2 separate regions of the Homo sapiens genome follow, and region 2 is linked to region 1. Evidence: read pairs that join two places in POLR2A ChIA-PET (ENCODE). Cell type or tissue: GM12878. All regions are shown on one strand. Links, peaks and the distances in the headings refer to the core of each region. The heading gives the core; the rest is flanking DNA.

Region 1 (7,567 bases), core at 1,341-6,340:
CTGCCACGATGGCCGGCTAATTTTGTATCTTTAGTAGAGATGGGATTTCTCCACGTTGGTCAGGCAGGTCTCGAACTCCCGACCTCAGGTGATCGGCCTCTCAAAGTACTGGGATTACAGGTGTGAGCCACCCACCGTGCCCAGCCTCTTTTTTTTTTTTTTTTTGAGACACAGTCTCCCTCTGTTGCCCATGCTGCAGTGCAGTGGCATAATCTTGGCTCACTGTAACCTCCACTTCTCAGGTTCAAGCTGATTCTCCTGTCTCAGCCTCCCGAGTAGCTGGTGTTACAGATGTGCACCATCACCCGGCTAATTTTTGTACTTTTAGTAGAGACGGGATTTCACCATGTTGGCCAGGCTGGACTCGCACTCCCAAGCTCAGGTGATCTGCCCACCTCGGCCTCCCAAAGTGCTGGGATTACAGGCATGAGCCACCGCACCGGCAAGAATTTCTTTTTTTGAATAGTTCAACAATTATTTATTAGTGGGTCACAATGGCACACACCTGTAGCCCCAGCTACTTAGGAGGTTGAGGCAGGAGGATTGCTTGAGTGAGCCAGCCTAGGCAACATAATGAGACACCAAGACCCCGTCTCTAAAAAGAAAAAAATGTATTTATTGTAGGCCAAAGTTTGCCTGTCTGAAAATTTCGTTATGTTGGTTCTAGTTCTGCCCTCTGGAGTAACATAGTGTAAGATGAAACAAGGCTGTTCTGCCTTCTGTTTTGTAACCCTCATTATCTGAAAACAGCTCTCATGTTTTCTTCAGATTCAAGATTCTTAGCTTATTCAGCCATTACTGAATGGTGTGGTTGTAGTTTGTAAACAGGGTGATTGACAGGTCTAGAGCATAAGTCTATAATGGATTTATCAGAGGGCACTAGGTTCAGTGAGGCCTGGAAAGGATCCTTGTGCACATTTGCCTTTTCCAGAGATAGAGGATGCTGCAGCAACCTAAGCTGGGCCTTATAGCGGAGGAAATATACCAGACTAGTTCAAGAGCCAATTTCATTAATTCACTGTCTTACCCAATCTATCCCAGAACCACCAAATCAGGTCTCTTGGCTGTTGATGCCAGTGAGCTCCAGAAAGATGAGGCATACGCAGGCAGTACTAGAACTATATTCAAATTAATCTCTGCTGGACAGTTAAGCAGTCCTTATCTGATTTTAGTTTGGAGTTAGGGTTCCTTCTAACACTCAATGTCTTGTTCCATCTTTCCACTGCATGCAGACATCTGAATGGGACTCCGAGTGCCTTACATCCCTGCAGCCCCTTCCTCTTCCTACACCCCCAGCAGCAAATGAGGCACACCTGCAGACAGCAGCTATCTCTCTGTGGACAGTGGTGGCCGCCGTGCAGGCTATAGAGAGGAAGGTGGAGATCCACAGCCGGCGACTCCTACACCTGGAAGGTCGGACAGGGACAGCAGAGAAGAAACTAGCCAGCTGTGAAAAGACAGTTACCGAGCTTGGGAACCAGCTGGAGGGCAAGTGGGCCGTGCTGGGAACCCTGCTGCAGGAGTACGGGCTGCTGCAGAGGCGGCTGGAGAACTTGGAGAACCTGCTGCGCAACAGGAACTTCTGGATCCTGCGGCTCCCTCCAGGTATTAAGGGAGATATCCCAAAGGTAATACCTTCATTTCTAGATGTAAAGTGGTACCACTAGAACTTACATTAGTAGTAGTCTTGGTCATTCAGTTACTTAGATTTTTTATTTCCTTTTAAAGTTTCTTAAAATATCTCAGTCTGAAAGAATCATGAAGGTGTTTTATGTTTGTCTATTTGGGAAACATTTTATGTTCAATTTAGTACCCATTTAGAGTGCCAAGATTCAGATTGGAAACCTCTTGCTGGACCAAAGTTGGCTATCTGGTAGATGGATTTTTTTTCTCTTTTGGTTTCTCCTACCCATTACCCATGAGCCGCTTCTTTCTTCGTTAACTTGTGTGCCAGATTCTTGGGGAGGAGACTACATAAATATTCTTTTAAATCAGTCAATTTGAGGCTGGGCGCGGTGGCTCATCCCAGCACTTTGGGAGGCTGAGATGGGCAGATACCTGAGGTCAGGAGTTTGAGACCATCCTGGCCAACGTGAGGAAACCCTGTCTCTACTAAAAATACAAAAATTAGCCGGGTGTGGTAGCACATGCCTATAATCCTAGCCACTCGGGAGGCTGAGGCTGGAGAATAGCTTGAACCCAGGAGTTGGAGGTTGCAGTGAGTCGAGATCATGCCACTGCATGCCAGGCTGGGCAACAAGAGCAAAACTCCTTCTAAAAAAAAAAAAAAAAGGCCTGGCGAGATGACTCACACCTGTAATCCCAGCATTTTGGGAGGCTGAGGCAGGTGGATCTCCTGAGGTCAGGAGTTCAAGACCAGCCTGGCCAACATGGTGAAACCCCGTCTCTACTTAAAATACAAAAATTGGCCAGGTGTGGTGGCTCACACCTGTAAACCCAGCACTTTGGGAGGCCGAGAAAGGCAGATCACAAGTTCAGGAGTTCAAGACTGGCCTGGCCAACAAGGCGAAACCCCATCTCTATTAAACATACAAAAATTAGCTGGGCTTGGTGGTGGGCGCCTTTAATCCCAGCTACTTGGGAAGCTGAGGCAGGAGAATCGCTTGAACCCGGGAGACAGAGGTTGCAGTGAGCTGAGATTGCGCCACTGCACTCCAGCCTGGGCAACAGAGTGAGACTCCGTCTCCAACAACGACAAAAAAGAAGAATCACCTGGTAGGCTTTTAAAATTTTGGTGAGCATCACATCCAGATTCTGACCTAATAGGTCCAGGATGGAGCTTAAGCATGAATAATTTTTTAAAAACCTCCATAGATGATTCTAATATATGACTAGGGTTGTGAATCACTGATGTGTAGGGCATTTAAGACCAAGGAAAGGAATTTGGATTTTTAACTAAGGTGTAATGAGGAGAAATTGGAGGGTTTGAAGCAGAGGAATTATATTTGGTTATATATATATATATATATATATATTTTTTTTTTTTTTTTTTTTTTAATTTTTTTTTTTTTGAGATGGAGTCTCACTCTGTTGCCCAGGCTGGAGTGCAGTGGCGCCATCTCGGCTCACTGCAAGCTCTGCCTCCCGGGTTCACGCCATTCTCCTGCCTCAGCCTCCTGAGTAGCTGGGACTACAGGCGTCCGTCACCATGCCCAGCTAATTTTTTGTATTTTTAGTAGAGACGGGGTTTCACCATGTTAGCCAGGATGGTCTTGATCTCCTGACCTCGTGATCCGCTCGCCTTGGCCTCCCAAAGTGCTGGGATTATAGGCATGAGCCACCGCGCCCGGCCAGTTTTATATATTGAAAGAATCCCTTTGGCTGCTTTGTGGAGGATGGATCGTAGGGGAAGAACTGAAGAAGGGAGGAAATACTAAGGCAGGGAGGGATGCAAGTGGCTTGGATGAGGGTAGCAGTTGTAGAGATGGAGAGAAGTGGACAGATGCAGGATGTTTGGTGGTAGAACTGACAATAAGAGTTACTGATGGGAAGGCAGGGTGCATTGGCTCACGCCTGTAATCCCACCACTTTGGGAGGTTGAGGCGGGCGGATCATGAGGTCAGGAGTTTGAGACCAGCCTGGCCAACATGATGAAACCCCGTCTCTACTAAAAATACAAAAAAATTAGCTGAGCGTGGTGGTGGGCACCTGTAATCCCAGCTACTTGGGAGGCTGAGGCAGGAGAATCGCTTGAAGTTGAGGGGGAGGTTGCAGTGAGCCGAGATCACGCCACTGCACTCCAGACCAGGCAACAGGGCGAGACTCCATCTCAAAAAAAAAAAAAAAAAAAAAAAGAGTTACTGATGGGAATTAGGAAATAAGGCATTAAGAACAGTAATTGTAGGCCAGGCGCAGTGGCTCACGCCTGTAATCCCAGCACTTTGGGAGGCCAAGGCAGGTGGATCACCTGAGGTGAGGAGTTTGAGACCAGCCTGACCAACATGGAGAAACCCCATCTCTACTAAATATACAAAAAAATTAGCTGGGCCTGGTGGCGCATACCCGTAATCCCAGCTACTTGGGAGGCTGAGGCAGGAGAATCGCTTGAACCCAGAAGGCGGAGATTGCGGTGAGGGGAGATTGTACCACTGAACTCCAGCCTGGGCAACAAGAGCGAAACTCCATTTCAAAAAAAAAAAAAAGAATAATTATAAATTTACTGTGTGGTAATTTAGTTAGAACTTACTATTCTAAGTGTTCTACTTATTTTAAGGCATATGAGTCTCAGAAGAACCCAACTTGCCCGAGGTCACATAGTTAATATAAATAACAAAGTTGTGTTTTAACTAGGTTGGCTCCAGAGCAGATGCTCTTAACCACGTTAGGTTTACTGTCTCAGGCTTTCGGCTTGAAGAACTGGGTAGATGGTGTTGGAGTTTCCTTGAGGGGAATACCTTGGGAAAGTGTGGCCTTGGGGGTGGGAGGAAATTAGGAGTTCCCCTTTGACAATGTTAGGTTTGAAATGCCTGTGATACTTTCAGGAGAGACGTTAAAAGTGGACTAAGAAAGTCCAGGACAGGGCGGGGCACGGTGGCTAATGCCTGTAATCCCAGCACTTTGGGAGGCCGAGGCGGGCGGATCACGAGGTCAGGAGATCGCGACCATCCTAGCTAACACGGCGAAACCCCGTCTCTACTAAAAAATATATAAAATTAGCCGGGCGTGGTGGCGAGCGTCTGTAGTCCCAGCTACTCGGGAGGCTGAGGCAGGAGAATGGCATGAACCCGGGAGGCGGAGCTTGCAGTGAGCCAAGATGGCGCCACTGCACTCCAGCCTGGGCGACAGAGACTCCGTCTCAAAAAAAAAAAAAGAAAATCCAGGACCAGCAGGGCGCGGTGGCTCACGCCTGTAATCCCAGCACTTTGGGAGGCCAAGGCAGGCGTATCACGAGGTCAAGAGATCGAGACCATTGTGGCCAACATGGTGAAATCCCGTCTCTACTAAAAGTACAAAAATTAGCTGGGCGTGGTGGCGCTCGCCTGTAGTCCCAGCTACTTGGGAGGCTGAGACAGGAGAATTGCTTGAACTCGGGAGGCGGAGGTCGCAGTGAGCCGAGATCGTGCCACTGCACTCCAGCCTGGCGACAGAGTAAGACTCTGTCTCAAAAAAAAAAAAAAAAAAAAGAGTCCAGGACCAAGTCCGGTGGTAGGAGGAGCCGGCAGAGGAGATTAAGAAGGAAAGGCTGGGCCAGCGCCGTGGCTCATGGTGGCAGGCGCCTGTAGTCCCTGCCTGTAGCTACTCGGGAGGCTGTGGCAGGAGAATCGCTTGAACCCAGGAGGTGGAGGTTGCAGTAAGCCGAGATCGTGCCATTGCACTCCAGTCTGGGCAACAGAGCAAGACTCCGTCTCCAAAAAACGAATAAAAATAAAAATCAAAAAGAAGGAAAGGCTGATGAGGTAGAGGAAAAAACAAACAGGAAAGTATGTGGTGTCACAGGGCCAAGGAGAAAAAAAAAGCATCCCAAGTAGAGAGTTGTCATTTATGTTGAATATGTTACTGGGAGGTTTAGAAAGATGAGGACATTGAGTATGATTTGTCTGCATAGATGTCACTGGTGGCTTTTACAATAATTGCTTGTGTGGACTGGTGGGATAGAAGACTGAATGGAGCAGATTTTGAAGAGTGAATGCGAAGAGAAAAAATGGAAAGATGATCAACAACTTTTTCAGATTTTTCTGTGAAGTGGGGTGGAGATGAGGAAGTACCTGGGAAGGATATTGGAGCCGTTTCTCATAGAGAACCTTCTCCATAGTACATTTTGTTTGTGCATCTGGAGCTCCTCCAGAAGTTCCTTGGGATAATTTAAATTTAGTATTCATGGCCTGGCGTGGTATCTCACACCTGTAATCCCAGCACTTTGGGAGGCCTAGGCAGGCAGATCATCTGAGGTCAGGAGTTGGAGACCAGCCTGACCAACATGGTGAAACCCTGTCTCTACTGAAAATACAAAATTAGCTGGGCATGGTGGCGCATTCCTCTAATCCCAGCTACTCGGGAGGCTGAGGCAGGAGAATTGCTTGAACCCAGGAGGCAGAGGTTGCAGTGAGCCGAGATCATGCCATTGCACTCCAGCCTGGGTGACAGAGCGAAACACCGTTTCAAAAAAAAAAAAAAAGAAAATTAGTATTTATTTTAAGAATAATAGTAAAGGTAAGTTAAAATTATTGTCTTATCTGGAATAAGTGGTTAACAGTTAAACTGTCCATCTTAGACTCTAAAATCATCTATAAAGTAATGTGATTTCCCTTAAAGATTTTTTTTTTTTGAGATGGAGTCTCCCTCTTGCTCAGGCTGCAGTGCAGTGGCGTGATCTCGGCTCACTGCAACTTCCACTTCCCGGGGTCAAACGATTCTCCTGCCTCAGCCTCCCAAGTAGCTGAGATTACAGGTGTGTACCACCACGCCTGGTTAATTTTTGAATTTTTAGAGGAACTCTGACCTCAAGTGATGCACCTGCCCTGGTCTCCCAAAGTGCTGGGATTACAGGTGTGAGCCACCGCGCCTGGCCATCTCTTAAATATTTCTTAATGAAATTAAAATGCATTTGATTCTAGTCAAAATGTATTAAAGATTTACTAAATTGAAATATGAGAAACTTTTGTGTCCTTGCTTTGTTGAAAATGCTCTTTTTCGGCTGGGCGCGGTGGCTCACGCCTGTAATCCCAGTACTTTGGGAGGCTGAGGCAGGTGGATCATGAGGTCAAGAGATCGAGACCATCTGGCTAACATGGTGAAACCCCGTCTCTACTAAAAATACAAAAAAAATTAGCCGGGCATGGTGGCGGGTGCCTGTAGTCCCAGCTACCCGGGAGGCTGAGGCAGGAGAATGGCGTGAACCCGGGAGGTGGAGGTTGCAGTGAGCTGAGATCGCACCACTGCACTCCAGCCTGGGCTACAAAGTGAGACTCCGTCTCAAAAAAAATGCTCTTTTTCTGCTCTTAAATTTGAATGCCAAGTTCCAGGTCCAAAATAACTTTTCCTCAAAAAAAAAAAAAATTTTTTTTTTTGAGATGGAGTCTCACTCTGTCTCTGTTAGAAAGATGGAGTGCAGTGGCACAGTCTCCACTCACTTCAGCCTCCACCTCCCAGGCTCAAGCGATTCTCGTGTCTCAGTCCCGAGTAGCTGGGACTAAAAGCATGCACCACCATGCCTGGCTAATTTTTGTATTTTTAGTAGAGATGGGGTTTCCCCATGTTGGCCAGGCTTGTCTCGAACTCCTGACCTCAAGTGATCCTTCTTCCTCAGCCTCCCAAAGTTCTGGGACTACAGGTGTGAGTCACCGGGCCCAGCCAGTGTGAAACTTTGATACATTTGTATAAAGTGTAATGATAAAAGGAGGATAATTAGCTGATTAGCATATCTATCACCTGAAGCATTTATCATTTCTTTGTGTTGGGAACACCAAAAAAATCCTCTTTTCTAGGCCAGGCGCGGTGACTCACGCCTGTAATCCCAGCACTTTGGGAGGCCAAGGCGGGCGGATCACAAGGTCAGGAGATCGAGACCATCCTGGCTGACACGGGGGTCTCAACTAAAAATACAAAA
Region 2 (7,567 bases), core at 1,786-6,785, 630 kb before region 1:
GTATCATGAGACTTTGCTGAAGTTGTTTACCAGCTTAAGGAGTTTTGGGGCTGGGACAATGGGGTTTTCTAAATATACAATCATGTCATCTGCAAACAGAGATAATTTGACTTCCTCTCTTCCTATTTGAATACGCTTTATTTCTTTCTCTTGCCTGATTGTCCTGGCCAGAACTTCCAATACTACGTTGAATAGGAGTGGTGAGAGAGGGCATCCTTTTTTTGTGCTGGTTTTCAAAGCGAATGCTTCCAGCTTTTGCCTACTCAGTATGATATTGGCTATGGGTTTGTCATAAATAGCTCTTACTATTTTGAGATATGTTCTGAGATAGGTTGGTTTTATCAGGGGTTTCCGCGTTTGCATCTTCCTCATTCTCTTGGCCTGCTGACATCCATGTAAGATGAGACTTGCTCCTCCTTGCCTTCTGCCATGATTGTGAGGTTTCCCCAGCCATGTGGAACTGTAAGTCCAGTTAAATCTCTTTCTTTTGTAAATTGCCTACACTTGGGTATGTCTTTATCAGCAGTGTGAAAATGGACTAATACACCTCCCTTGTTCTAATATCCAACTCCTGGTTCCCCTTTCATAAAATATAGCTGTAAAAGAAAAATAAATCCTAAATAATCACTAAGCTAAAGGGAAAAGTCAAGCTGGGAACTGCTTAGGGCAAACCTGCCTCCCATAGTATCCCTCTGCTCACTGAGATAGATGCATATCTGATTGCCTCCTTTGGAAAGGCTAACCAGAAACTCAAAAGAATGCAACCATTTGTCTCTCAGCTACCTGTGACCTGGAAGCTCCCTCCCTGCTTCGAGTTGTCCCTCCTTTCTGGACGGAACCAATGTACATCTTACATATACTGATTGATGTCTCATGTCTCACTAAAATGTATAAAACCAAGCTGTGCCCCGACCACCTTGGGCACATGTCATCAGGACCTCCTGAGGCTGTGCCATGGGTGCATGTTCTCAACCTTGGCAAAATAAACTTTCTAAATTAACTAAGACCTGTCTCAGATTTTCAGGGTTCACAAGCGTAAGCGTATCATCCCAAGGACCAGAAGTACATTTTATTTTTTATTTTTTAAATTGACCATCTTTACTATTTTTAAGTCAATAGTTCTGTGGTAATAAATACATTTATATCCTTTTTTTCCCCTTCATCTCTCCATCTCTCTCCCCTTTCCAGGCTCTGGTAGACACCAATCTTCTCTGTACCATCATGATATCCACTTTTTTAACTCCTACATATAAGTGAGAATGTGATATTTATCTTTCTGTGCCTGGCTTCTTTCATTTAACATAATGGCCTCCAGTTTCATCCACATTGCTGCAAATGACAGGATTTCATTCTTTTCGTGGCTGAATAACATCCCACCATCTATATAAACCATATTTTTGGCCAGGCATGGTGGCTGTAATCCCAGCACTTTGGGAGGCCAGGGTACGCAGATCACTTGAGATCAGGAGGTCAAGAACAGCCTGGCCAACATGGCAAAACCCGGTCTCTACTAAAAATACACAAATTAGCCAGGCGTGGTGGCACACCCCTGTAATCCCAGTTACTTGGGAGGCTGAGGCACGAGAATCACTTGAACCCGGGAGGCAAAGGTGCAGTGAGCTGAGATTGCACCACTGCACTCCAGCCTGAGTGACAGAGTGAGACTCTATCCCCAAAAAATAAATAATGAAAATAAATTACATTTTCTTTGTCCGTTCATATGTTGATGGGCCAGAAGGACATATTTTTGTATTATTCCTCTGATTAGTGATTAATTCAGCAAATACTTCTTGTCTCCCACATGCACCAGGAATAGTGTGGCGTGAAGCACCACCTCAGTCCCTGACCCTATGGAATTTTAGGATGAGTGGGAAAAACAGATGTTGGGCAATAACAGCAAAAGTGAGGCGCCATCAAAAGGAAGTGCATGGGAAACCAGAGCGCACAAAAAGAGGTCAGGGCCAAGTCTGGGATGTCCAAAAAGATCACCCGGATGAACTGATACTGACATTTAAGCCAAGACCTAGAGGATGAACAAGAGCAAGCTTGGGAGAAGCAGGTAGGCACGGGCAACAACAACAAATAAAAAGGCGGGGGGGTAAGCTTCTCCAGACACAGGAAACAGGGCTGAGTACATAAGCCACCTGAAGCTAGTGAAAGCAACCGGTAGAGCCTGATTCTTTGTCTATTTTGTCTTCCTTAAGGACTTCAAAGTGACACAGAAGCCTCAGAACCACCAGCGGCTTGAGGAGATTCACCCATTCATTCAGTCAGCACATGTTCACTCATGGCCCACAACGTGCCCAGGGTTATTCCAGGTGCTAGAAATTCAAAGCCAAACAACACAAAGTCCTAACCTGCTCTGCTTCTCTGAGGCGGGAGGAAAAAATGCCCCCAGAGGGAGAATCACTCACGAAGGATGAAAGCAGCCACCTGGCAGATGAGTGGAGCCCTGGTTACTAGCTAAGTTGAGATTAACTCAAGGGACATGTCAGGGGTCATTGACCTGACTAGCAGAGGAATTGGATTTACTTTGGGAAATATATTAGGATTTTAAAGACAGCAAAAAGAATTTTACTTAGCAGGTAAGACTATTCATTTTAGGACTGAATCGGTGAATTTGGGAGAGTTTGAGGCTTGATCAAAAAGAGGTGGTGATGAATTAGCCATTCCAGTAAAAGTAGCCAACAGACTTAATATTGGACATCCAGAAAGTGTAGTAAGGAATGCTGACAAGGGGAGGGGCTGGCTAGCCACATACAGGATGCTGTTAATTTTTTTTTTTTTTGAGATGGAGTCTCGCTCTGTCACCCAGGCTGGAGTGCAGTGGCACAATCTCGGCTCACTGCAAGCTCCACCTCTCAGGTTCATGCCATTCTCCTGTCTCAGCCTCTCGAGTAGCTGGGACTACAGGTGCCCACCACCAGGCCCAGCTAATTTTTTGTATTTTTTAGTAGAGACAGGGTTTCACCATGTTAGCCGAGATGGTCTCAATCTCCTGACCTTGTGATCCGCCCACCTCAGCCTCCCAAAGTGCTGGAATTACAGGCATGAGCCACCACGCCCAGCGATGCTGTTTATTTTTAGTAAAGGATCAGAACCATATGAGAGCTGCTCAAAACATACTAGGAATACAGCTAAAAATAGGATTTCATATGCAGGAGCTGGTCAGAAATGTTTCAGGTAAGGAGAACAATGCCTTTTGTTTACCTACAGAAATGTTAAGAGCATAACCTTTATATTACCAGTGCCTTTCGCAAAATAGGTTTAAAAACAAAATAGATGAAGGAAGGGAAGAAAATCATCTAGACACGGCAGGAAATCATCACATCGTAAAACACTGCTGTGGCAGCCTTGGGGATCCAGATAAAGGCAGGGATGTGGCTGAGGATGTAAAAGAACAAAGAGGTATTTCTAAGAGAGATCACAATGAGATGGGAAAATTTAAGGAATTACATGGGAAACAGAAGGAAATCAACTAAATAGTTAAGAATGAGCAAAGGGGCTGGGCGCCATGGCTCACACCTGTAATCCCAGTACTTTGGGAGGCCAAGGTGGGAGGATGGCTTGAGCCCAGGAGTTCGAGACCAGCCTGGGCAACAAACCAAGACTCTGTCTCTACAAAAAATACAAAAATTAGCTGGGCGTGGTGGTGTGTACCTGTAGTCCCAGCTACTTGGGAGGCTGAGGTGGTAGGATCACCTGAGCCCAGGTAGGTCGAGGCTGCAGTAAGCCATGATTGCACCACTGCACTCCAGACTGGGTGACAGGGTGAGATCTTGTCTCAAATAAAAATAAAAATAAAATAATCAGCAAAGGGTTCTAAAAGTAAAAGTCGGGGTGAAAATGGCTATACTGTGCCAACAGAAGGGTCTAGTGAAATTCATGCAAATAAAAACCAAAAAGAATGAGAAGAGCAGGCCACTGTAGACCAAGCTAAAGACCCACAATGAGAACAGAAGAGGAAGGAGGCCAGTGGAGAGCCAGAGGGGAGAGAAAAGGGGGCTAAACATGAAAAGAAGAAGGAAAATGGTTGTTCAGATTCTTGAAGCAATTATGAAAGTCACAAACACAGATAAAGCTCAGCTCAAGGAAAGATCGTGTGCCGCCTGGAGCATGAAAACACAGTCGTGAACTTTAGCCCACAGGAGTCTCAAAGAAAATGAGAGACGATCTGTTTGTTTCTCTTAGCTGCTTACAAAGAGAACTATACCCATGAAGGCATTTCTTTAAAAGTTGTCTCACCAATTAACAAAAATAGAAGAGAAGGGTACAGAAATGACAACTGTACTGAAGAACATATTTTAAAAGTTTGGAATCGTTTTTGGTTGAAAGGTCTATGATCACAATGCAAACTTGAAATGTGAAAAAGTGCATCTGTGAAGGTTTATGCTACTTCTACCCTCTGCAGTAGCAGAGAAGGAGAGAGGAAGGAAAAACAGAAATATGTGTGAAAGATGAAACGATTTCAGGCTTTGAAACTCTCCTGAGTACAAGAAAGGTGACAATGAATTTTGCTGATGTTGGACAAAGTTGATCATGCTAGAAATGACCAAACTCGAAGTCAAAATGAAGCCAAATCCAGACAGGCAAGGTTAAACGTCCAAGATGAAATTGCCCCTTTTCTATAAACTGTATCTACAATACTACAACGTGCTATGATTACAAAAACAGAGGGAGAACAAGTAGAACAGCATTTATATTTAGGAAAAGGCAGGATAAAGTAAAATGTATTGTATTTCATGATCACACTAACAATTATCAGAATTACCTTCTCAGAAGTGGGACACTGTAGAAGAGGAATATGGAAATTAACAAATTCCTATAGTGGAAGAGGATAAATTACATGAGGAGTGATAAAAATCTCACTTTTTTTAATGAGGTCGGCATAACTCTGATACCAAAACCTGACTGAGATTACATGAAAAAAAACTATAGACCAATATCCCTCATGAACATAGATGCAAAAATCTGTATATGATTTGATCCAGCAATCCCACTTGGAGCAGTTTATCCTAACGAAGCCCCCTTAGAGCTGTACAAAGATAGGAACAGACAGGCTTGTTCATCACAGCGTTATGCTTTTGTTGTTGTTTGATTAAACTTTTTAAAATTAAACTTTTAATTTTAAGATAATTATAGATTCATGTGTCATTGTAAAAACTGAGAAGAAATTCCCACATATCCTTTACCCAGTTTCCCCCAATACTAACATCCTGCAAATTTTCAGTACAGTATCACAACCATGATGTTGACATTGATACAAAGTAATTTTGGATATGCACATTGAAAAAGGACCTAGAAATTATGGAGAAATTTCCACTGAAGACTAATTTCTGTTCTGCATTAATGCTAAGTTAATGAGTATATCACTTCCAAAGGCAAGGAAAAAAGTTTTCATCCACTGTGTTTATCCACTCTTTCATTGTATTAGCTCTGGAAAGTAATTTTTGTTTATTCAGCATTTGGACATGCTACATAAACGTGCTTCATAATACATCATCGGTTTCTTTTTCTGACAAAGATAAACAAATGCATCATGAATGAAGGAAAGGTTTTGTCTTACCCCTCATTTTAAACCCCACCTAGCACCCTTCCCCTTGGGGTCTTCCCTCTTGAGAGCCAGTGGACTTGAGCATGGAAAAGCAGTGTTTTGTCATCTCTGCCCATTTCTTCTCCTGGCATGTTGCAAAGATGTATGCTGAGCTGAGAAGCATACACAGTCACATTGATTACATAGTCACGTTTTTAAAAATTCCTTCCTTCAGTGCTAAAGGTCAGAGGCATATCACTGACTGCCAGCTGTTTTCTGAGAATAGAGCAATTCTCTTTTTAAGCTGATTTTGATTGACATTTGGGTTGCCACTTCGGTGAACCTCTTTGGGCACTCACATAGCTGTTGTTCCATGAACTCTGCTCCAGTGCACATTGTCTAGTCTGTATCACGGCACACAAAGTCACCAATAACACGGCTTCATAAACTTCTTCTGTAGCGTGAATTTTCAATGATAAGAAGAACAAATTGCCATCAAGTGCTTCTCCTGTTCTCTTTTTCAAGAACTGACTCATACTTTATATGCAGCAAACTTATACTGCTATAAAGCAAAACTATTGCTGTGCTCTTCTGTATTTTATGCCATATAAATGATGTGACATCTTACAGAGTCATATGATTTAGGAATTTAGCCAGTAGTTTGTTCTATTTTTCTCTCTGAGCTCAGAACTATGTGGCACTCACTTTTGCAGCTGGTTTTATAAGTTCTCCCACAACTGTGTAACTAATAGTATTCTTGCTATGGAAAGTATAACGGGGTAAACTTTGAATGAACTTTGAGGAGTTTTGGTCTCATCTCCACTTTTAGTAATGAAATTTATTTATTTCATGCTGGGAGACTTATTTTGTCTTTGAAGGGAGCATGAAAAGAAAAACTTGGTTTATTAAGGTGGTTGCTGTATATTGTTAGAAAATGATGTGGACAAATTAACAGTTTCATGTTACTAACTTGAAAAGTTGTGGCTGGGTGTGGTGGCTCAAGCCTGTAATCCCAGCACTTTGGAAGGCCGAGAAGGGTGGATCACTTGAGGTCAGGAGTTCAAGACCAGCCTGGCCAACATGGTGAAATCACATCTTTACTAAAAATACAAAAATTAGCCGGATGTGGTGGGGTGCACCTGTAGTAATAGTTACTGAGGAGGCTAAGGCAGGAGAATTGCTTAAACCCAAGAGGTGGAGGTTGCAGTGAGCCAAGATGGTGCCACTGCACTCCAGCCTGGGCAACAGAAGCTCTGTTTCAAAAAAAAAAAAAAAGCCAGGTATGGTGGCACATGCCTGTAATCTCAGCTACTTAGGAGGCTGAGGCAGGAGAATCGCTTGAACCCAGGAGGCGGAGCTTGCAGTGAGCCGAGATCGCGCCACTGCACTCCAGCCTGGGCGACAGAGCCAGGCTTCATCTCAAAAAGGAAAAAAGTTTTGGAAGAAAATAAACTGAGAGTAGGTTGCAAATGGGCCAGTAAAACGGAGGGGTTTTTTTGGTATTTTTTTAACTGCATTTCCCATCTGTAATTCTCTTGTTAGGCTGATTTTGATCATCATTCCCCTCCCAGATATGTTTTTTCCAGTTCATACAGATCTGCATTCTGCAGTTCCACATTCACTTCAGATGTTTACCTTTTGTAAACCAAAAATACAATTCTAAGCCGCTCATCCGACTGAATGGACTCCTCCTCTTAGCCAAGGGGATTTCAAAGTAAATCTGAAATACTAATTCAGGCCATGATGGGAAGGAGAGGTAGGGCATGCCTCCTGATACCTTCCTCCCTTTGGAGTTCAGGCACAATTGACCAGCATTAACATCAAAACAGAAATCTTAAGACTGACAAAACAGACCCTCTGTGGCAGTAAGATACCAAATTCCAACCTGATTCCAGTATAGCATCACATGACAGATAGCAGGTCCTAAAAGAAATCAAGATACTTTACTCCAAAATACATTTCTTTGACATATTTTGAAGTGGCCCTGCAAAGCTGTCTCTTGTGGGGGAAATTTACATTCTGTACAGAATCTCA

Evidence for each region. Peaks named below come from ENCODE experiments on the same cell type or tissue, not always from the same donor. Only the 100,000 strongest peaks of a DNase experiment are listed, where the experiment ranks them.
Region 2: POLR2A ChIA-PET joins it to region 1 with 7 read pairs; 2 of 35 experiments call an interaction of 5 or more read pairs at or near these places.

Annotation. Positions count from the first base shown.
Region 1 is chr7:149,152,713-149,160,279 of GRCh38, forward strand. It overlaps ZNF398 (zinc finger protein 398), which reads left to right. Exons shown (of 6, transcript NM_170686.3): 2 at 1,233-1,628. Among named protein-coding and RNA genes, the nearest start is that of ZNF398, 9.0 kb to the left of the region's middle. RefSeq lists enhancers at 3,421-3,988, 3,989-4,554, 4,555-5,122, 7,215-7,274. In GM12878, for the core only: no CTCF peak of the experiment used is centred there; a DNase peak (open chromatin) is centred at 4,408.
Region 2 is chr7:148,519,222-148,526,788 of GRCh38, forward strand. No RefSeq gene overlaps it. Among named protein-coding and RNA genes, the nearest start is that of C7orf33, 68 kb to the right of the region's middle. In GM12878, for the core only: no CTCF peak of the experiment used is centred there; no DNase peak of the experiment used is centred there; H3K27me3 peaks cover 164 bases.